2 separate regions of the Homo sapiens genome follow, and region 1 is linked to region 2. A link is an interaction called in ENCODE POLR2A ChIA-PET data of the cell type or tissue named here. Cell type or tissue: OCI-LY7. All regions are shown on one strand. Links, peaks and the distances in the headings refer to the core of each region. The heading gives the core; the rest is flanking DNA.

What was found. ChIA-PET counts read pairs that join two places held together with the same protein. Peaks named below come from ENCODE experiments on the same cell type or tissue, not always from the same donor. Only the 100,000 strongest peaks of a DNase experiment are listed, where the experiment ranks them.
Region 1: POLR2A ChIA-PET joins it to region 2 with 5 read pairs; 7 of 35 experiments call an interaction of 5 or more read pairs at or near these places.

The regions. Positions count from the first base shown.
Region 1 is chr2:27,330,176-27,335,175 of GRCh38, reverse strand. It overlaps GTF3C2 (general transcription factor IIIC subunit 2), which reads left to right. Exons shown (of 19, transcript NM_001035521.3): 11 at 1,177-1,202; 12 at 1,392-1,521. Among named protein-coding and RNA genes, the nearest start is that of GTF3C2-AS1, 2.9 kb to the left of the region's middle. In OCI-LY7, for the core only: no CTCF peak of the experiment used is centred there; no DNase peak of the experiment used is centred there.
Region 2 is chr2:27,263,296-27,280,253 of GRCh38, reverse strand. DNAJC5G (DnaJ heat shock protein family (Hsp40) member C5 gamma) reads right to left here and starts at 4,821. Exons shown (of 7, transcript NM_173650.3): 1 at 4,701-4,821; 2 at 3,867-4,148; 3 at 3,413-3,528; 4 at 2,239-2,500; 5 at 1,922-2,066; 6 at 21-88. The coding sequence starts at 3,525. The coding sequence ends at 39. It also overlaps a transcript of SLC30A3 not described here. RefSeq lists silencers at 14,969-15,078, 15,609-15,698. In OCI-LY7, for the core only: no CTCF peak of the experiment used is centred there; a DNase peak (open chromatin) is centred at 9,343.

The DNA of each region.
Region 1 (5,000 bases), core at 1-5,000, 62 kb before region 2:
TGGAATAGAGAGCTGAAGATGAGCAAAAGGAGGGAGGAGTCAGGAAAAGGCAGCTCCTATATGTTGAATTTATTTTTCATTAGTACTGAGTATTTAAAGAAGAGGGCACCCAGGCTGGAGCCCTGGGAAGTCCCATATGTGGTGGTCTGGTGGAGTGGGTTGAGGAGGTAATAGAAGGTCAGAAAGTAAAGATAGTAAATATAGACCATTCTTTCAAGAAGTTTGGCTGTGGGGCTGGGCATGGTGGTCCATGCCTTAATTCCAGTACTTTGCGAGGCCTAGGTGGGAGGATTGCTTGAGCCTAGGAGTTTGAGACCAGCTGGGGCAATATAATGAGATGTCGTCTCGACAAAAAAATTTTTAAAAGTAGCCGAACATAGTGGTGCATGCCTGTAATCCCAGCTACTTGGGAGGCTGAGGTGGGAGGATCACTTATGCCCAGGAGGTTGAGGCTGCAGTGAACTGAGATTGTGCCACTGCACTGTAGCCTGGGCGGCTTAGTGAGATGCTGTCTGAAAAAAAAAAAAAAATTTCGCTGTGAAGGGGAACCAGTAATTGAGGGTGGTGGATTGCCTAAGTGTGGTCAATAAAGGAAGGTTTTGTCCCTTTATTTGGATAGGAGACATTAGGGCATGTTCACATAGCAATATGGGAGTGACCTAGACTAGGGAGGGAACAAGTGGATGACACAGGAGGAAGGAGGATAACAGAATGAGCAGTGTTCTGGAAAAGGTGCTAGAGGATGAGAAGAGAGTAGAGTGAAGGGATTGCTCTTCTGATAGGAGGAAGGATACTATCAGGTGTAACAGAAGGAAAGAAGATGGGAACAGATAGAGGTAGGTTCATAAATTTGGTGATGAAAAGATAAGGACTTTCTCAATAAAGGATAAGGGAATGTCATTATTCAAAGGATTGGTTGCTGATTTAAGAGAAGGCCTGTGTCCACAGAGGAGGTCTAAAGGAAAAAAAAAAAAAGGCAAGGCCTGGCTAGGCATGGTGGCTCACACTTATAATCCCAGCATTTTGGGAGGCTGAGGCAGGAGGATTGCTTGAGCCCAGGAGTTGGAGGCTGCAGTGAGCCATGATCATGCCACTGCACTCGGGCCTGGGTGACAGAGTAAGACCTGCTGAGTCCTTGGGATCCATAGAGTTAGTTCCTGCTCTTTTTCCTCACAGATGCAGTGAAGCCTGCCATATATAAGGTGAGTGAGGAACCTGCTACCTTAGCTGAGGCTCCATCTTCTTAGAGCCTCACCTTGCTGATTCCACAGTGAGTCTCCTTATACTTCTGAAAAATACCCTCATCCTGCTGGATTAAGCACTGATTTGAGCTTTCGTTCCAAACAGTGTAGGTGTCCCTAACCCTAGTCCCATCTCTTCTTTCCCTGCAGGTACAATGTGTGGCAACTCTGCAGGTGGGGTCTATGCAAGCTACAGACCCCTCTGAGTGTGGTCAGTGCCTTAGCCTGGCCTGGATGCCTACCAGGCCCCACCAACACCTAGCTGCTGGATATTATAATGGTAAAAAAACCAAAATAAAACATAAGGAACTATTGCTCTTTAAATTTTTTATATATGCTTGTTTTTTGGTTCTTTCTTTGGTGGTTCAATACTGGACATATAGTTAGAAATATTCAAGCAATGTAAAAAAAAAAAAATAGAAAGAAATAAGTCACTAGACTATTTCTACTCAGAAAAAAATTAAGAGTACATAGATGCTGGGCCAGGCGCGGTAGCTCACGCCTATAATCCCATCCTATTGAGAGGCTGAGGCAGGCAGATCTCTTGAGGTCAGGAGTTCAAGACCAGCCTGGCCAATACAGCGAAACCCTATCTCTACCAAAAAAATACAAAAAATTAGCTCAGGATGGTGGCACATGCCTGGAGTCCTAGCTACTTGGGAGGCTGAGGCCTGAGAACCCAGGAAGCATAGGTTTCAGTGAGCCAAGATCACACCCCTGCACTCCAGCCTGGGCAACAGTGAGATCCTGTCTGGAAAAAAAAAAAAAAAAAAAAAGAGTAGATGCCGGCCAGGTGTGGTGGCTCATGCCTATAATTCCAGTACTTTGGGTGGCCAAGATGGGAGGGAATCACTTGAGGCTGGGAGTTCAAGACCAGCTGGGCAACCTAGTGAGACCTCATCATTAAAAATAATAAAATTTTGCCGGGTGCAGTGGCTCACACCTGTAATCCCAGCACTTTGGGAGGCTGAGGCAGGTGGATCATGAGGTCAAGAGATGGAGACCATCCTGGCCAACATGGTGAAAGCCTGTCTCTACTAAAAATACAAAAATTAGCTGGGTGTCATAGATTGCACCTGTAGTCCCAACTACTGGGGAGGCTGAGGCAGGAGAATCGCTTGAAGCTGGGAGACGGAGGTTGCAGTGAGCCAAGATCATGCCACTGCACTCCAGCCTGGCAACAGAGGGAGACTCCATCTCAAAAAAATAATAAAATTTTTAGGCCGGGCACGGTGGCTCACGCCTGTAATCCCAGCACTCTGGGAGGCCGAGGCAGGCAGATCACGAGGTCAGGATATCGAGACCATCCTGGCTAACACGGTGAAACCCCATCTCTACTAAAAATACAAAAAATTCCCCGGGCGTGGTGGCGGGCTCCTGTAGTCCCAGCTACCCGGGAGGCTGGGTCAGGAGAATGGCGTGAACCCGGGAGGCGGAGTTTGCAGTGAGCCGAGATGGTGCCACTGTACTCTAGCCTGGAGGACAGAGCGAGACTCTGTCTCAAAAAAAAAACTAAAAATAATAAAATTTTTAAAAAATTAAAAAGTGAGGAACATCATTTCATGCAGTTCTTTATAGATAAAAATAGAAAGATTAGAGGAAAGAGTTTTATAAAAATGGGATCAGCCAGGCATGGTGGCTCACACCTGTAATCCCAGCACTTTGGGAGGCTGAGGCAGGAGGATCGCAGCCCAGGAGTTGGAGACTGGGCCACATGGTGAAACCCCATCTTTAACTAACTAGCTAACTAACTAAATAAATGGGATCATACTGTGTAAAGTATTCTAAAAATGTATTAAATTTAATTATATCTTAATTTTATAGAAGAAAAAGACACTAAAGTCACACTGAAATATTGGCTAAGCTCCTGATGAATGTTCCTTCACTATAAGCGACACTAGTTCCTCCAAGATACTTTTAGAATTAAAAAGACTATAAATAAGTTACAAATAATATTAAGTAGTTGGAGTTATTAGGTTTTGTTTTGTTTTATTTTCAGATAGGGTCTCACTCTGTCACCCAGGCTGGAGTGCAGTGGCAAGATCTTGGCTCACTGCGTCCTGGACTTCCTGGGCTCAAGCAATGCCCCAGCCTCAGCCTCTGGAGTAGTTGGGACTACAGGAACGAGCCACAATGCCTGGCTAATTTTTGTATTTTTTGTAGAGACGGGGTTTCGCCATGTTGCCCAGGCTGGTCTTCACCTCCTGAGCTCAAAGTGATCTGCCTGCCTCAGCCTCCTAAAGTGCTGGGATTACAAATGAGAGTTACCATGCCTGGCCTAGATTGTTATTTTTAAATGACAGTGTTATTGGCCAAGTGTGGTGGCTCATGTCGGTAATCCCAGCACTTTGGAAGGCCGAGGCGGGCAGATCACCAGGTCAAGAGATCGAGACCATCCTGGCCAACATGGTGAAACCCTGTCTCTACTAAAAAATACAAAAATTAGCTGGGCAGGATGGCGCGTGCCTGTAGTCCCAGCTACTCAGGAGGCTGAGGCAGGAGAATCGCTTGAACTGGAAGGCAGATGTTACAGTGAGCCAAGATCGTGCCACTGCACTCCAGCCTGGCAACAGAGTGAGACTCCGTTTCAAAAACAAAATGACAGTGTTGTTTTTAGATATAAGTAGACTTTCTGCTAGGAAGATAAGGAAATTAGCACTCTTACACGTCTTTTTATCATCCCTTTCGCCATGTTTTTTCTTTTGGTGGTATTATTCTTACATTGTCAAGGTACATGATTCTCGATGCTGTTCTGCTTTCTTAATTCCTAAACTTGATTGAGTGCCTCTACCAGTCCATTTATCTTAGTCTCCCCTCCAATTGCTGAATTATTTATATTGCATGGCTATAATTCATCGTCAACAAACTTTTTCAAGAAAGGTTCATAGGTGCTGCATTCATTCCCTGAGTGGCTCAGCCTTCTGAGTAGCTGAGACTACAGGCATGCGCCACCACACCAGGCTATTTTATTTTTTTTGAGACAGGGTCTGTGGGGTCCAGGCTGGAGTGCAGTGGCATGATCTTGGCTCACTGCAACCTCTATCTCCCGAGTTCAAGCAGTTCTCCCACCTCAGCCTCCTGAGTAGCAGGGATTACAGGTGCATACCACCAAAGGCCAGCTAATTTTTGTATTTTTAGTAGAGATGAGATTTCACCATATTGTTCAGGCTGGTCTCAAACTCTGGACCTCAGGTGATATGTCCACCCTGGCCTCCTAAAGTGCTGAGATTACAGGCATGAGCCATCGTGCCTGGCCTTTTTTTATTTTTTAGAGGTGGGGTCTCACTATATTGCCCAGGCTGGTCTCAAACTCTTGGGTGCAAGTGTTCTTCCTGCCTTTACCTCCCAAAGTGCTAGGATTACAGGCATGAGCCATTGCACCTAGCAACATTGTGTTGCTTTTGACTTTTTGCCTGTTCTCTTTGTCTTGGGGCAGAGTTAGCGAACATTTTCTTTTTTTTTTCTTTTTTTTTGAGGTGGAGTCTCGTTCTGTCTCCCAGGCTGGAGTGCACTGGCGTGATCTCGGCTTACTGCAACCTCTGCTTCCTGGGTTCAAGTGATTCTCATGTCTCACCCTCCCAAGTAGCTGGGATTACAGGTGTACACCACCACACTGGCTAATTTTTTTTTGTATTTTTAGTAGAGATGGGGGTTTTACCATGTTGGCCAGGCTGGTCTTGAACTCCTGACCTCAAGTGATCCACCCGCATTGGCCTCCCAAAGTGTTGAGATTACAAGTGTGAGCCACTGCGCCTGGCT
Region 2 (16,958 bases), core at 7,446-12,445:
CTGCCTTTCGGTTTACATACCTCATCCTTCTTCATCTCTTAAAAATCATCTTCGCTATTTTCCTCGCTTCTAAAATCACATTTGGCTCCTATGATGGAATTATATATATGTTTACATATACAAACGTTTAGTAACTTTTCGTAGTGTACTGATGAGAAAACCGTTACCTTGCAGTTACTCATTAGCATCACCAGGTGGCGCTGGTGTCAAGTTCAATCAGCTTATAAAAGTTCATTTGGGGGGGAATGATCTCAGACTTTCCTTTTCTTTTCTTCCTCTTCCTCTTCCCCTCCCCCTCCTCCTCCTTTCCTTCTTCTTCTTCTTCTTTTTTGATACAGGGTCTCACTCTGTCACCCAGGCTGGAGTGCAGTGGCATGATCACAGCTCACTGTAACCTCAACCTCCCAGACTCAAATAATCCTCCCACCTCAGCCTCCCCTGTAGCTGAGACTACAGGTGTGCACTGCCATGACCGGCTGACTTCTGTATTTTTTTTTTTTTTTTTGTAGATACTGGGTTTCATGATGTTGCTGAGGCTGGTCTCAAACTCCTGAGCTCAAGTGATCTGCCCACCTTGGCTCCCCAAAGTGCTGGGATTACAGGCACAAGCCACTGCAACTGGCCCTTTCCTTTGAGTAGATGGAAAAAATTGCATCCCGCCAGGCACAGTGGCTCATGCCTATAAACCCAACACTTTGGGAGGCCAAGGCAGGTGGATCACTTGAGGTCAGGAGTTGGAGACCAGACTGGCCAACATGGCGAAACCCTGACTCTACTAAAAATAAAAAATTAGCCAGCTAATTTTTTAGTAATCCCAGCTACTCAGGAGGCTGAGGCAGTAGAATCGCTTGAACCCGGGAGGCAGAGGTTGCAATGAGCTGAGATCGCACCACTGCACTCCATCCAGCCTGGGTGACAGACTGAGACTACATCTCAACACCACCACCACCAACAACAACAAAACAACAACAACAAAAATTGCATCCTCAAATCTGTCTTAACCTAACTGTCCTCTCTAGACATACTCTCCCACCCCATTCCTTAGCTTAACAGGAGCTGACACTACTACCTTCAAACTGTCAGTTTGTCGTGTGATGCACAGAAACATATTGATCTTTTTTTTTTCTTCACTTTGTCCCAGTGCCAGACTTGAAGACTTGAAATTGTCATATTTAGGGATTAACCTGCCATTTTCACAGGTCTTTCTCACCCTCAACCATTTCTTTCTTTCTTTTTTTTTTTTTTTTTTGAGATGGAGTCTCACTCTGTTGCCCAAGCTGGAGTGCAGTGGCATGATCTTGGCTCACGGAAACTTCCGTCTCCCGGGTTCAAGCAATTCTCCTGCCTCAGCCTCCTAAGTAGCTGGGGTTACAGGCGCCCGCCACCACACCTGGCTAATTTTTGTATTTTTAGTAGAGACAGGGTTTCACCATGTTGGTCAGGCTGGTCTCAAACTCCTGACCTCGTGATCCGCCCGCCTCGGCCTCCCAAAGTGCTGGGATTACAGGTTTGAGCCACCATGCCCAGCCTCTTTCTTTTCTTTTCTTTTTTTTTTTTTTTTTTTTTTTTTGAGATGGAGTCTTGCTCTGTCTCCCAGGCTGGAGTGCAGTGGCGCGATCTCAGCTCACTGCAACCTCTGCCTTCCGGGTTCAAGCGATTCTTCTGCCTCCTCAGCCTCCCAAGTAGCTGGGACTACAGGTGGGTGCCACCATGCCCAGCTAATTTTTGTATTTTTAGTAGAGACAGGGTTTTACCATGTTGGCCAGGCTTGTCTCCAACTCCTGACCTCAAGTGATCCACCCGCCTCACCCTCCCAAAGTGCTGGGATTACAGGCATGAGCCATTGTGCCCAACCCCAATCATTTCTTTCATTCCCAATCCAGACATTTCTTACCTCACAGTCCCTGCTTGCAGTTCTCACCTGACCTTGGAGGCTGACTCTGGACATTCTGCTGATATTTTCTCCCACTATCCTGCTCAGGTGGTGGTTTAAGTGCTCCACAGCAAAAACAGCAGCAACAACAGAAACAGCAACAAGTGAGCAGAGTACACAGGATGACAAGTGTCTAAAAGGTAGGCGAGAATGGCCTCAGTCCAGCAGTTTTCTATATGACTGCTCAAGCTTCCCTCCCTCAATCCTCCTGGCACCCAGAAAATGAGACAACAGAAGCATTTGTCATAAGGAAAGGAAGGTCACCCTTCTTTCCTTATTCTTAAAGGACCTGGAGAATTGTGTACCTTGAACCAACAACTATTCAGAATAAAATAGTATCTGACGCCTTCTTCACCAAAGTGATCATACAGATATATTCCCAATGAGCCATGCTGGTCGTAAATTTTCCGCTTCTTAGAGTCGCTCAGTATGGCATGAGCTGCGTTGATCTCTTTGAATATTTCTGCTGCTTGAGCATTCCCTGGATTCTTGTCGGGATGATACCGCAAGGCCAGTTTCCTACCCAGGTGATACTCAAAAGGAGGGTGGGGAAGCAATGCGGAATGGCTGGGGAAGGAGACTTACGATGAATGACATGGATTAGTCTCTAGAGAGTGCAGAAGGAATGCATGAGATGTGGTACAAAGGATGGAGGCAAGCATCCAAGGTCTAAACTCCTTCCCATACTATAATGAAGAGGGTGATGGTGCCATTTGGCCCCAAAGTGAGGGCTTGTTGGAACTTAAAAATGGGTCATAGGGCTGGGAGCACTGGCTCACACCTGTAATCCCAGCGCTTTGGGAGGCCAAGGTGGGCGGATCATGAGGTCAGGAGTTTGAGACCAGCTTGGCCAACATGGTGAAACCCTGTCTCTACCAAAAATACAAAAGATTAGCTGGGCATAGTGGCAGGCACCTGTAATCCCAGCTACTCGGGAGGCTGAGGCAGGAGAATCACTTCAACCCGGAAGGTGGAGGTTGCAGTGAGCCGAGACTGCACCACTGCACTACAGCTTGGGCAACAGAGCGAGACTGTCTCAAAACAAACAAACAAACAAACAAACAAACAAACGGGTCGTAGGCCAGGCACAGTGGTTCACACCTGTAATCCCAGCACTTTGGGAGGCCGAGGCAGGTAGATCACCTGAGGTCAGGAGTTTGAGACCAGCCTGGCCAACATGGCGAAACCCTGTCTCTACTAAAAATACAAAAATTAGCCAGGCGTGGTGGTGCACGCCTGTAGTCCCAGCTTCTCAGGAGGCTGAGGTGAGAGAATTGCTTGAACCTGGGAGGCAGAGGTTGCAGTAAGCCAAGATCGTGCCACTGCACTCTCAATAGTCTCTGTCTCTGCTCTGTGACAGGACGAGACTTCCTCTCAAAAAAAAAAAAAAAAAAAAAGAGTCAGATAGCAAAAGAGATACAGAAAGAAAAAGGTTTAAGGGGGAAATTCCAAGGATCAATAAAGGGCTGAGGTCTGAACCTGTAGGATTTTTTGAAGTCTTCAGGTGAGGCGCCCTTCTTAAGATCCAGCACTGCATAGAGGCTCATCTCACTTTTGGACAGCCGGTGTGCTGCTTCCTTCACAGTAGACATGATCTGAGCCAGAGGAGAAGCAGCATCTGTGAGAACTTCTACAAGTAAGGGTACCGAGAAGTGCACTTCCAGTGACAGGAAACTCACTACCTTCAGGGATTAGGCAGGTAAACGATGACAGAAGGACAAGGATAAGATAAGAGTGAGTGGGATTTGTGGCTAGCAGGAGAATTCAGGTGATCAGAAAGATTCCAATTTTAAGGAGGAAACATCTTCTCCTCACATTTCCCAGCATCCTCCAGCTACACAGACCTCTAGATATCCCACATCCTAGAGGTGTTGTAAGCAGGGAGAGGTCTAAGCCAGGAAAAGAGCCTGATTTTGTCTAGAGCTCCTATTACCTGGAGTAAACACCTCTGGGTCTGTCCAAGCTCACTGCTGGGTTTGAAAGACCAGGGCGGCCCCAGCCTGAACGGACAGGATCAGGAATCAGACAGCTCCACAACTTCTTCTTCTTTTTTTTTTTTTTGACGGAGTTTTTTGCTCTTGTTGCCCAGGCTGAAGTGTAATGGCGCGATCTCGGCTCACTGCAACCTCCACCTCCTGGGTGCAAGCGATTTTCCTGCCTCAGCCTCCCGAGTAGCTGAGATTACAGGTGCACGCCACCACGCCCGGCTAATTTTCTGTGTTTTTAGTAGAGACAGAGTTTCACCATGTTGGTCAGGCTGTTCTTGAACTCCTGACCTCAGGTGATCCACCCACCTCGGCCTCCCAAAGTCCTGAGATTACAGGCGTGAGCCATTGAGCCTCGCCGATCCACAGCTATTAAGAGAGAAACACTTCAGACCAAACCGTGTGAGGCCTAACAGAAGTCAAGTGTCCTAGAGCCTGGCGGGGGCGGGGGCGGGGGCGGGGGCGGGGGTGGGGAGTGCTTGCAGCTAGGCCTGGACTTGCTTCTTCCCTCCAGTCTCCTGCTCTCAAACCACCCCACTTCTGTCCCTCAGAGGTGGGACAGTGGGGAGAGGAGGAAGAGGACTCAGAGGCTGGAGAAGGAAGAGAAAAGGCGTTGCTGTGGGAAAGACCTGGCAAGGAAAAGGCAGCGGAACCCCAGAGAGCAGGGTAGACGCCTGCGGCCCAGGAGAACCGAGCAAGGCAAGGAGCTCAAAGGGAGAGCTCTGAGTGTGCAGGGCACCTCTGGCCCTGTGCCGACTCCTCACCTGGGTCTGGCCCTTTACCTGGGAGTCGTTCTCTTAAGCCAGGTGGGTGCCCTTCATCCTTTTGGGTGTGAAACTTCACACCGGCCGGGTCCAGCAGTTGACTGCGCTTGTGCGCAGCGTCGACGCTGAGGGTCTGGGCAGGTCGTTTTTTGGCGCCCCCGGAAGCACTGGGTGGGGAGGCCACATTGGCCCTGGGACTTATTTCGCGCGCAGGGAAGCGAGAGCGGAGGGCTTAGCAGGCCTGCGGCCCAAGGCAGCGTAGGAGCGTTGCTGCCAGGCCTTGGGGCAGGGATTCCCACCGAGCCCCTCTTCCCCAGCAGGAGGGCACCACCCATCTTGATGGCCCAACTCACTCCAGGAAACACAATGGGTTTGCTGACCGTGGCGGATGAGAGGTATGGCTGCTGCATGCCCTTCTTAAGAGGTGTGTTACCTTCCCAGTTGTCTTCAGGACTTAGGGCTCTCCGCTTGGTCCCTCCTTCTCTTCCACCCGGAAACACCTCCACAACCTGGAAGACCCAACTCATATGCCCCTGTTCCTGACACTCCATCATTCACTCTCCCAGTTGTTCCCACTTCGTCTGTCAAAGCATTTCTCCTAGTATATCGTAATGATGAGTTTGCACGTCTCATTAAAATGATGTATTGAGCCTTTTCCAAAAGTCACTACCGTGCTTCAAAAACGTCACTTAAATATGATGCCATCATGAGCATGTCCCATAATGTAACCCAACTTGGCTGTTTCAGTTGTTTCTATTTGATAATATAATAACCTTATAAGGAAAATTCAACAGAAATCCTTGAACAAATGTCTAATTTTTTTTCCTAAGGATACATTCTTAGAAGTGGAATTATTGGGTCGAAATGATTTTTTTTTTCTTTTTTCTTTTCTTTTTTTTTTACGCTCTTGATCTCTATTGCTAACTTTCTTCTGGAAAGGTAGCAGAAGGAGGATTTGTATCCCCACCTGCTGGCATGGGAGCATGCCTCTACCTGGCTTCCCTTCCTGTGAGTTTCTACAGGAGGTAGTGTTTGCATCACTTATAATTTACTACTTTGTAGTGCTGGTTTTCTTTGCAAGAGCACTCAATGGCTCCTGTAACATGTAGTAGAAAAAGCTTTGTTACTTGGAAAATGCTTATCTGTTAACCTTTTTGTAGCTTTTATCACTCTCTTCCTTTTATTACAGTTATTTGTGCACATTTTCCTCACCTTGTAGGTTTTTTTTGTTTGTTTTGTTGTGTTTTGAGGTGGAGTCTCACTCTGTCACACAGGCTGGAGTGCAGTGGCACAATGTCTGCTCACTGGAACCTCTGCCTTCCGGGTTCAAGTGATTCTCCTGCTTCAGCCTTCCAAGTAGCTGGGATTACAGGTGCCTGCCACCACGCCTGGCTAATTTTTTTTGTATTTTTAGTAGAGACGGGGTTTCACCATGTTGGCCAGGCTGGTTTCGAACTCCTGACCTCAGTGATCTACCCGCCTCAGCCTCCAAAAGTGCTGGGATTACAGGCGTGAGCCATTGCGCCAGCCCCCTTGAAGGCGTGAGCCATTGTGCCAGCCTCCTTGAAGCCATTGCGCCAACCCCCATTGCGCCAGCTCCTTCGAAGGTCACTCACCAAAAAAGAAGCTGAAGCTGATAATGTTTTTTGGTGGTTTGTCTCATGCCAAATTTCTTTAACCCCCAAGCTTTCATGACTCATGGGAGGACAGAACTAGCAGAACAAACCAGCTCATTTCTTCCCCAGCACTGGGTAGAGAGAGCAGAAGGCATTAGAGGTGCACTTGTAAATCAGTATTCCACCTCAAGAACCATCTAAGCAAACGAACTAAGGAGTCCATCTGTAGCAGACGTGATGACTGCTGAATTAATGAATTTATTTCTGTAGGCCTGTGGTCAGTGCAGGGAGAGGGGATGAAGACCTTTGCATTACCCACCTGGTCCATAGTCTCTGGGTCAGATGAGTTTAGAGGTCACTCACTTAAAAAGAAGCTGAAGCTGATAATTTTTTTATGGTGGTTTGTCTCATGCCAGATTTCTTTAACCCCCAAGCTTTCATGACTATCATGGGAGGACAGAACTAGCAGAACAAACCAGCTCATTTCTTCCCCAGCACTGGGTAGAGAGAGCAGAAGGCATTAGAGGTTCACTTATAACGAATTCCTTGCCTCAGTCTGTAAGACCCAGCGTGGTCCTGCCCCTCCCTCTCCAATCTTTTCTGGAACCACTGTCCTACTTGCTCTGGGCTCTGCTCCACCGCTTTCCTCTTTCCTGTTAGTTATTTGAAAACATCGTGTTCCCTCCCATTTCAAGAGTCTTTGACCATGTTGTTCCCTCTGCCTGGAGGGCTTGACCTCTCATCCTTCAGGGATCTCAGCTTCAGGCCTCCTCAGAGAGGCCTTCTAAACTGGGTTCTACTCCTCTCTCCTCACCTCATAACAGCCTGCAAATACACACACACACACACACACACACACACACTGTGTATATGTATCTATATCTATCCATATATATATATATATTTTTTTTTTTTTTTGAGACAAGGTCTTAGTCTGGAGTGCAGTGACACAATCACAGCTCAGCAGCCACAACTTCCTGGGCTCAAGCCATCCTCCCACCTCAGCCTCCCAAGTAGCTGGGACTAAAGGCATGCACCAGCATGCCCAGCTAATTTTCATATTTTTGGTAGAGGCAGGGTTTCATCATGTTGCCCAGGCTGGTCTTGAACTCCTGAGCTCAAGTGATCTGCCCGCCTCAGCCTCCAAAAGTGCAGGGATTACAGGCGTGAGCCACCACGCCCAGCTGGTGAACATATGTTTATTTGCATATTGATTTAAAAGCTGCTGTTGGCCAGGCGCAGTGGCTCATGCCTGTAATCTCAGCACTTTGGGAGGCCGAGGCGGGTCGATCACGAGGTCAGGAGTTCAAGACCAGTCTGGCCAACATAGTAAAACCCTGTCTCTACTAAAAATAAAAAAATTAGCTGGGTGTGGCGGAGGTTGCAGTGAGCCGAGATCGTGCCATTACACTCCAGCCTAGGCAATAGAGTGAGACTCCGTCTCAAAAAAAAAAAAAAAAATAGCTGCCTTCCCCAGGTGACAGCTCCACGAGGGCAAGGACCTTGTTTGTTTGTTGACCATTGTATCCCCAGCACCTAGAGTCATGCCTGGCTCACGTGAGTGAATGAATGATTTCTTGAATGAGCTATAGCTGAGGGCCGTCTGCTGATCCAATGTAACCTGGAGGTTGGGCTCAGAATTCCCTGGGACAGAAGCACTTAGCTAGGGAATTGGACAAGACTACAGGGCCCATCTTCCCTCATATGGTCCTAGACAAGAAGAAACCATGATACAGAAAGGTGAGAGGGGAGATAATAACGTGATCCTGAACTCCCCGTTTCTTATTTGCCTTAGTATTCCCTCCAGTTCCTAACACACTTCCTGTGTTCAGTAAATGTTGGTTGGTTGAATGAACAAGCAAAAGTGTGAGGCTTTTCCGAGACACTCCTACCTAATTATCTCTTTGGATCCTCACAACAACCCAAGAGGCGATTGCATCCCTGCTTCATAGAAGTGAGCCCTGAGAAAGAAGGCAAATTCGGTTCTGAGAAGAGTTAGTAAACACCTTTCGCATCTTGACAGAGGCTGCAGAATGTTTTCACTTCTTATCATGGCCCTCTGACATTCTAACTAATCACAGTTCATGGCTCTTGAAATAGCCGTTATCTGTAAGTCTTGCGAGGCTCTGCTCTGAATAGAATGTCACTTCAGCCAGGAAGCTGCAGAGGTGGGAGTAGCACGGCCCAGTCGGCCTGGCCTCCTTTGGCCAGTGGCTCTCCTCTTTGCCTTTACCTAGAAACCAGAGCCTCTTTGACTGAGTGTTCTATGCCTGGGCTCTTCTCACACGCAGCTCAGTCCTAGGAAGAACACACAAGCCAGGGGTCAGAAGCCCTAGATCTTAGCTCTGGCTCTGGCCCTCACAGGCTGTGTGATCTTAGACAAATCATTTCATCTCTGAGTCTATTTTTCCTCTTCTATAAAAACCTGTGCCATTTCACAGGGTTGATGTCAAGACTTAATTGGATTTGGTTTTAAAAAGAATGAAAGTAAAAAACCAAAAATAACTGCCAAAGAATGATTACAGACTAAAACCATTTCTTGGATCATTTGCCCTCCCATCATACCTTGAGTCAGTGATCTTTTTGTTTACTACCACTCAGAGCCATTTGGTCTCTCATGGAGAAAACGAAGAAGCATCCCTTGTTTACCCACAAACAACTAAAGTTTTAGTCATATAGCTGGAATACACACACATACAGACAGCAGACATTGGCATATTTATACCCAAAATACCACGCTCTGGAACATATGCAGTGGGAGAGAGAGAGATCACAATTTGTCACATTCAACCACCAGGTTCTCAAATTGTACAGTTTTTGAGCTGGAAGGGACCTCAGAGATTTAACTTGAATCCAACGCCTTCATTTTATAATTGAAGAAAGTGCAGCCCAGAAAGGCGGATTGACCTGCTTAAGGTTATCTAGTGAGATCTGACCTGAGTTTTCTGACTCCAAGTTCAGTATCTACACCGTGACTGTTCCTTCCTACTTTAAAGTCCAAATCTACAGACAGACCAAAGCTGTGGGGGATATTCACATCCTCTCATGGGTGATGTCAGGTAATGTTCCTCTTTCCCCTCCCCCAGCAGAAGGCATGTATACTACATGTGACCAAAACCACCACCACCCACCCAATTGTGTTTGCCTCTGCTTCCCAGGCCAGACATCTCAGGATGGGAGGTGGAAGACTTTCAGCTAGAAAGGAGACTGCTTCATGTCCCTGTCCTCTCTGACCTGCAACCCCAAACTTTGCAGACCCAACACTAGGCTAACAGCACCTGTCTTACCTGTAAACTGGAGATAATAGTGTCTGTCTCTTCGGGTTGTTATGAGGATTAAATTTGAATAAAGCACGAGGCACATGCTTTATTATTATTACTATTGTTTTTATACTAGCTATTTCTATCCTATCTCCTGATTTTATAAGGAGAGAGGTTGCATTTCATTTTGTCGCTGGGAAGAAAGGAAAAATCAGGGTCCTTCCCCTCCCCTAAGATTTGCAAATTGTTATTGGTGTCTTTCCATGCTTCTACATCCTTCTCCTCAGCCTCTTAGAACCCCATTTTCTTGTTCTCCTACCCAGTGCCGTCATGCTGCCCTCTGGCTATCCAAAACACCGCCCCCAGTCCTCCCAAGCAGCCAGAACTCCAAAATTACCACTCTCATTTCCTCTGTTTTAATACTTCTAATAAAAACTATTGCCTTCATAGAATGATCTCATCCCTCAGGGTAGATAGAAAGCAATCTTATTAAAACACTGTAATTTAGATTATAGTGAAAAAATAGTTAATACCTCACCCTCTTAATTGTTATTAATTGTCATTAATGCAAAAGGAATAACAGATAAAATTTCAGGCAGAATGACTAAATGGAGTGAAAAACATCAGGTTATGTTTTGGGAAGAGACTTTGGCCCTTAAATCACTTCTTTCTGTTTAACCCACCAACTATCTTCTCATTTATTGAGCTCTGCACATTTCTCTGGTTCTCTTCCTACATCTCTGATACATTTGCTGTTTCCCTTACTGGGTCCTCTTCCTTCTCTTATGTCCTGACTGGATTTTCTTTTCTTCTTCTTCTTCTTTTTTATTTTTTGTTTTTGAGACAGTCTTGCTCTGTCACCCAGGCTGGAGTAGAGTGGCATGGTCTCGGCTCACTGCAACCTCTGCCTCCCGGGTTCAAGCAATTCTTCTGCCTCAACCTCCTGAGTAGCTGGGATTACAGGTGCGCACCACCATGCCTGGCTAATTCTGACTGTGGATTTTCTCTGCAGTTTGGTCCTTAAGCTTCTGCTTGTGCTCTTTCTTCTCTTCTTTAGAGAGTCAGTCTACACCCATGGCTTCTGCTGTCACAACTGTGCTTTGGTGTCATCCACATGCCAGTGTTCCATTGCCTCAAAACCACACTCCATTGGATGCCACATGCAGGGTTTGTAAAAAAAGAAAAGAAAGGCCAGGTGTGGTGGCTCACACCTGTAAGCCCAGCACTTTGGAAGGCTGAGGCAGGCGGATCACGAGGTCAGGAGATCGAGACCATCCTGGCTAACACAGTGAAACCCCGTCTCTACTAAAAATACAAAAAAAATTAGCTGCGTGTGGTGGCACATACCTGTAGTCCCAGCTACTCGGGAGGCTAAGGCAGGAGCATCACTTGAACCCGGGAGGCTGAGGTTGCAGTGAGCCGAGATCGTGCCACTGCACTCCAGCCTCGCAACAGAGCAAGACTCTGTCTCCAAAAAAAAAAAAAAAGAAAGAAAAAGAAAAAGAAAAAAAAAACCACACTCTAAAATCTGAATTCATCATTTGCCCCCAGACTATTTTTTTTGTTTGTTTCTCCATTTCTGTTAATGTTACGACTATTTGTAAGACTGTAGACTCATTCTTTTCCCCAAATTTAGGAAAACTTGATAATTTTTTTTCAAAATCTCTCTTTCATTTGTCTCTTCTTCTCAGCTCCCACAGCCTTGATGCACCCCAGTTAAAGGATTTCCATATCACACTGGCTGGTGTCCTAGTCTCCTAACTTTTCTCCCCGTTGCTGGCCTCATCCTGGATACTGCTCCCAGATCACTGTTCTTAAAGCATGCTTCCATCTTACTACTTTGCTCACAGCATCACACAGGATGCAAAACCACCTTTGAAATCTGGCAGTGAACGCTGACCTTATGCCAATTTACCCCTTCAAACTCATTGTCTACTATTGTCCTAAAGTGAACCTTTCTTTTTTTTTTTTTTGAGACAGAGTCTCGCTCTGTCACCCAGGCTGGAGTGCAGTGGCACAAGTTCACGCCATTCTCCTGCCTCAGCCTCCGGAGGAGCTGGGACCACAGGCGCCCGCCACCACGCTTGGCTAATTTTTTGTGTTTTTAGTAGAGACGGGGTTTCACTGTGTTAGCCAGGATGGTCTCGATCTCCTGACCTTGTGATCCGCCCACCTCGGCCTCCCAAAGTGCTGGGATTATAGGCGTGAGCCACCGCCCCCGGCCTAAAGTGAACCTTTCACAGCAATCAAACAGGTCTCCGCACTAAATATTTCTGTTTTTCTTCACCTCTGTACCATTGCTGTCACACCATTTCTCCACATAAACTGTTCTTTTCCTTAATCAATTCACTTACTCAACAAATATCAACCAAGCACTGATATATGCCTAGTACCTTGGATACAATGATAAGTGGTCAAACTCTTTTTCTTCCCTCATAGATTAGAGCCTAATATGGGAGACAGAGTTCATTAAGACCTTCAACAAATATTTACTGGGTACTATTATGTACAGTACAGTACTGTACAGTACAGAACAGTATCCCTGTTCTGGGGATATAGCAGCATGTAAAACAGACAGAATTTCTGCCATCATGGAGCTTACATTCTGGCAAGAGGGGCAGACAGTAAACAAAATGAGTAAAATATGCAGTATGTTAGATGGTAATGATGGCTATGGAGAAAAATAAAACAAGGAATAGAAATAGAGAATGTCTAGGGAGAGGTTTCAGTGTTTTTTTGTTTTTTGAGTTTTTTTTTTTTTTGAGATGGAGTCTTGTTTGTTGCCCAGGCTGGAGTGCAGTGGCAAGATCTCGGCTCACTGCAACCTCCGCCTTCCAGGTTTGAGTGATTCTCCTGCCTCAGCCTCCAGAGTAGCTGGGATTACAGGCACATGTCACCACGCCTGGCTTATTTTTGTATTTTTAGTAGAGACGGGGTTTCCCCATATTGGCCAGGCTGGTCTCGAACTCCTGACCTCAGGTGATCCACCCACCTCGGCCTCCCAAAGTGCTGGGATTACAGGCGTGAGCCACCGCATCCAGTCAGGTTGCAGTTTTTAAACGGACAAGCAGAGAGGGCCTGGCCAGGTGATATTTGAGTCAAGACCTGAAGCATGTGAGGAGGTAGGTCATGAGCACATCTGGCAGAGTGCATTACAGCTGGTGAGATAAGCAAATGTGAAGGCCCTGGGGTGGGAGCATACCTGGTGTGTTGTAGGACTCACAAGAAGGCCAGGATGGCTGGGGAATGAGGTGGGAGAAGTGTGAAATGAGATCAGAGGAGCTAAATTCCGTAGGACCCCTTGCAGGCCATTAGAAGGACTCTGGCTGGTACTCTGAGTGTGATGGGGAGTGACAAATCTGATCTATGTTTACCTAACTGCTTGGTTGAGAATAGACTATAAGGCAGTAAGGATGGAAACATGGAGACCATGGAGGAGGCTATTGCAGTAATCAAGAAGACAGATGATAGTGGTTTGGACAAGGGCGGGATCAGGATTTGCTGACAGCTTGGATGTAGAGTGAAAATAGAGGAGTCGAGGATGACCCTAGGATGTCTGGCCTGAGCAGATGGGAGGATGGAGTTACCATATTCTGACATGGGAAGACTGCAGAAAGAGAAGGTTCAGGATGGCGTGACAATCAGGGGCTCAGTTTTAGACTTATGGAGCTTGATAGGCCTGCCTACCAGACAATAAGGAAGGGATGTCAAGCTGACATGTGGATATATGAGTTTGGAGTCCAAGTGAGAGATCTGAGAATCACCACCAAACACATGACATTTATTATTTATTTATTTATGAGATGGAATCTCACCTGTCATCCAGGCTGGAGTGCAGTGGCATAATCTCAGCTCACTGCAACCTCTGCCTCCCGAATTCAAGTGATTCTCCTGCCTCAGCCTCACAAGTAGGTGGGACTATAGGTGCATGCCACCACACCCAGCTAATTTTTGTATTTTTTAGTAGAGATGGGGTTTCACCATGTTGGCCAGGATGGTCTCAAACTCCTGATCTCAAGTGATCTGCCTGCCTCGGCCTCCCAAAGTGCTGGAATTATAGGTGTGAGCCACCAGCCAGGCTATTTTTAATCCTTTTTAATAGAAAAATTCAAACCCATACAAAAATAGAGAGAATGGTACAGTGACTCTCTATGTACCCAGAATCTAGCTTCAACAATCATTACTTTCTGCTGTTATTGGATAGTATTTAAAGACCAGAAACTGGATGATAGCTCCATGGGAGTGAGTGTGGAAAGAAAAGAGAAGAGAGTGACCAAGGCCTAGGCTAATTCAGCAAGAAAAGATTGAGAAGGTGGGGAGGAACCAGCAAAGGGGACTGAAAATAAACAGCCAGTGAAGTAGGAGGAAAACCAGATTATGGTAGCCTGGAAGCCAAATGATGAAACAAATAATTCCCAAGTAACAATTTAGTTACAGTATGATCAGTGCTGAAAGAAATAAACAGTGTGTTGACCCAGCATGGTGGCTCACACCTGTAGTCCCAGCACTTTGGGAGGCTGAGGCAGGAGGATCACTTGAGTCCAGGAGGTCGAGGCTGTGGTGAGCCATGTTTGTACCACTGCACTCCAGCCTGAGCAACAGAGTGAGACCCTGTTTCCAAAAAAAAAAAAAAAAGAACAAAACAGAAAAAGTATTGTGCGATGAGAGTGTATGACATGAGAATTAACTTAGTGTGGGGGCCAGAGAAGGCCTCCCCGAGGCAGTGACATTTAAGCTGTTGCCCTCCCTCATTCTCCCTGTGACCAGCTAAAATCCTACCTCCTCCATCCTGCTTCCACTCAACTAGCTCCTCCTTTCTGGGATGGCTTAATTGAGGACAGTGTGGCAGCCATTAGTGGGGTTTGGGGACACAGATGAGAAAGAAACAATTCCTGCCTTCAGGGAGCTTGCCCTGTAGCAGGGAGACAGACAAGCAAAGGACTTCATCACCATGAGGTGAGTGCTGGGATCAGATAAGCACAGTGTGAGCCTTGAGAGAAGCAGGGAGGGACACATACCCAGTCTGGGAGAAGTCAGGAAAGGCTTCCTGGAGGTGACATCTGAGTGGAGCATGGAGTAGAAGTTGGACCTCCAGGTTGCCTCCTCTGTCCATGCTCTTCAGCTTGGCTTGCACTTGTCAGGTGTTAACTCTTGTCCACATGCTTACATTTTAAAATTTGCCTGAAATCTCCAGCCCAGATTAAATCCTGACCTCAGTGCAGAGAATCGCACTTGAGGCCTGGCATTCGCGAGGACCCTTTGCAAAGATGTTCACAGGGCCATTTGATAGCTCTTTGAGGAACAGGTGGAAGCATCCTGTTTCGCCGCCAAGCTTTCCTTACATAAATTTTCAAGTGAAGGTTGGTATTCCCACCGCCGGCGCCCTCGGTTTCTGGAGGCGGCACGTTTGGCCACGCGCTGCGAGGCGCCTCTGCCTTCCCCGCCTGGTGGCTCCCGGCAGGGGCGGGCAGGGCACGTGAGGGCGTCTGCGCCCCCTCCTGGCACTCGGTGCTGCTGGCCGCGCGGGCTGCCCGGGAAGGGAAATCCCGGAGGAAGCCATTGTTGTTATGTCCCCTGTTGTCGTCATCGGCTGAGCCGTGCCAAGAATCCCTTTCCCCGCATAGGACCCCGCAGTTTCTCCCCATTCTCGAGCTCACCCGCCAGGGTCACTACGGGCCAGGCTGCCGCATCCGAGCCGCGGAGTGCGCGGTGGCCGCTGCGCATCCCAGCTCCAGGGTTCTCAGAATTGGGGAGAGCCCTAGGATGGGTGCGACGCTTAGAAAACCGACGGCGCCGGGCCCGACGTACCCAGAGCCCTGGCATAGCTAAGCAGGGACTTGGGTTCCACCTTGGCTCTGATAAGTAGCCCGAAAAGGTGAACTTGGCCGGTGGTTTCCTGCTCTCGCCGCCTCAATTTGCTTCCCTGTGACCCGAGGAGAAACAGAGGTCCGTCAAGTCCCGCGCCTTAAAGGGAGGTTAGAGGGAGAACGACCCCCTCGCTCCCTTACCCCCTCACCCCTCATGGGCTTTGGACTGGGGAGGCTGGGGGCTGGCGCGGAGGAGAGGCTGGCGCAGCCGGGGGTGGGGACGGCGCGGAGGGCGCGCGCAGCCCCTGTGGCTCTCCCGTGCCGCTCTGCAGCAGCGGCGCAGGACAGTCCCTTCGCACGCGCCGCCCGCACACCTTGGCACGGGCCAAGCCACACTCTCCCCCGCCGGAACAGCCAGCCCGCCGCCCAGCTTTCCTAATCCGTTTAAGCCTCACCTCCTCCGCGAAGCTCTCCCGGGTTAACCCCATCACTTCCAACCACTGTATCTGGCACGTGCTCCCGTTTTTGTTTTGTTTTGTTTTGTTTTTTTGCAAGTGCACTCTTGGGCTCGTTGGAATAACAATATCGAGGGTAGGTGTCTGTCCCCAGAAGCCTAAGTTCAGGACGCCCAGTGTGTTCTGAAGGATGCGGCTGATGAGTTTCTTGCCTGGGCTCACTAACCATTCCCACCCTCCACGCTTCCCCATCCCTGCTCACTCGCTCCCCTCCTCCTACGGACCCTCCTCTTCACAGACTGTCACAGCTTCGAGTGCACAATCCTCTTCCCACCCCCTCCCATTCTACAGTGGCGGCAGGTGCGAGGGGAGAGAACATTGAGCATTTGAAGCTTCGACTTGAGGCTCGGCCACCGACTTTGCTGTAAGTCGCTCCCTCCCCTGGGTTTTAGTTTCCCCCAAATGAGGCAGAATGCGGTAATGTCCAGGAGGGCGCTGCAGGTGTGGAGGATGGGAATCACTAGCTGACACGCTGCCCCGCTGCCCCTCAGCCCCTCTCCATAAACAGTGGCCGTGACACCAGATAGGCGGCTCGACTTCACTGGACCCCCGCCCGTAAGAGAACTGTGAGCGCTCTCCAGTTGCCAGTGCGGCGTCCAGAGCCGGGGAGGGAAAGAGGATGGGGGTCCAGGCCGGGCCCTTTATTCACAGCCTGCATGACCTTGGACTCTTCTTCCTCTGGGTCTCAGTTTACTCATTTGAAAAGCAGGGATAACAGTGGGTTGAAGGAGAGCAGGAAGCTTGTCACCCAATGTTTCTGTATAAAAATAAATGATCATTCGCGGTACAGTGATTGGCAGCAGACTGGGCTCGTGAATTCCGACCCCAGATTCTCCGTAAAGGGGTTTCTGGAGTCCCTGGAATCTCCCTGTGTCACCGCTCACCTCATGTTCTTTCTGGTTCTCTGGAGATAGGTAATGGGTCCGCTCCTGTTTCTGCCTCCGCGTGAGGGTTGCGGCCACAGGGTGACGGCGTGGTGGGCGACACCCCCGCGCAGGCATGCACAGAGTGGTGGTCGTTGGGCGAAGGTTGGTCGTGAGGTTCTTGGGCTTCAGGAGCGAGGCTTGGAACCGGTGGG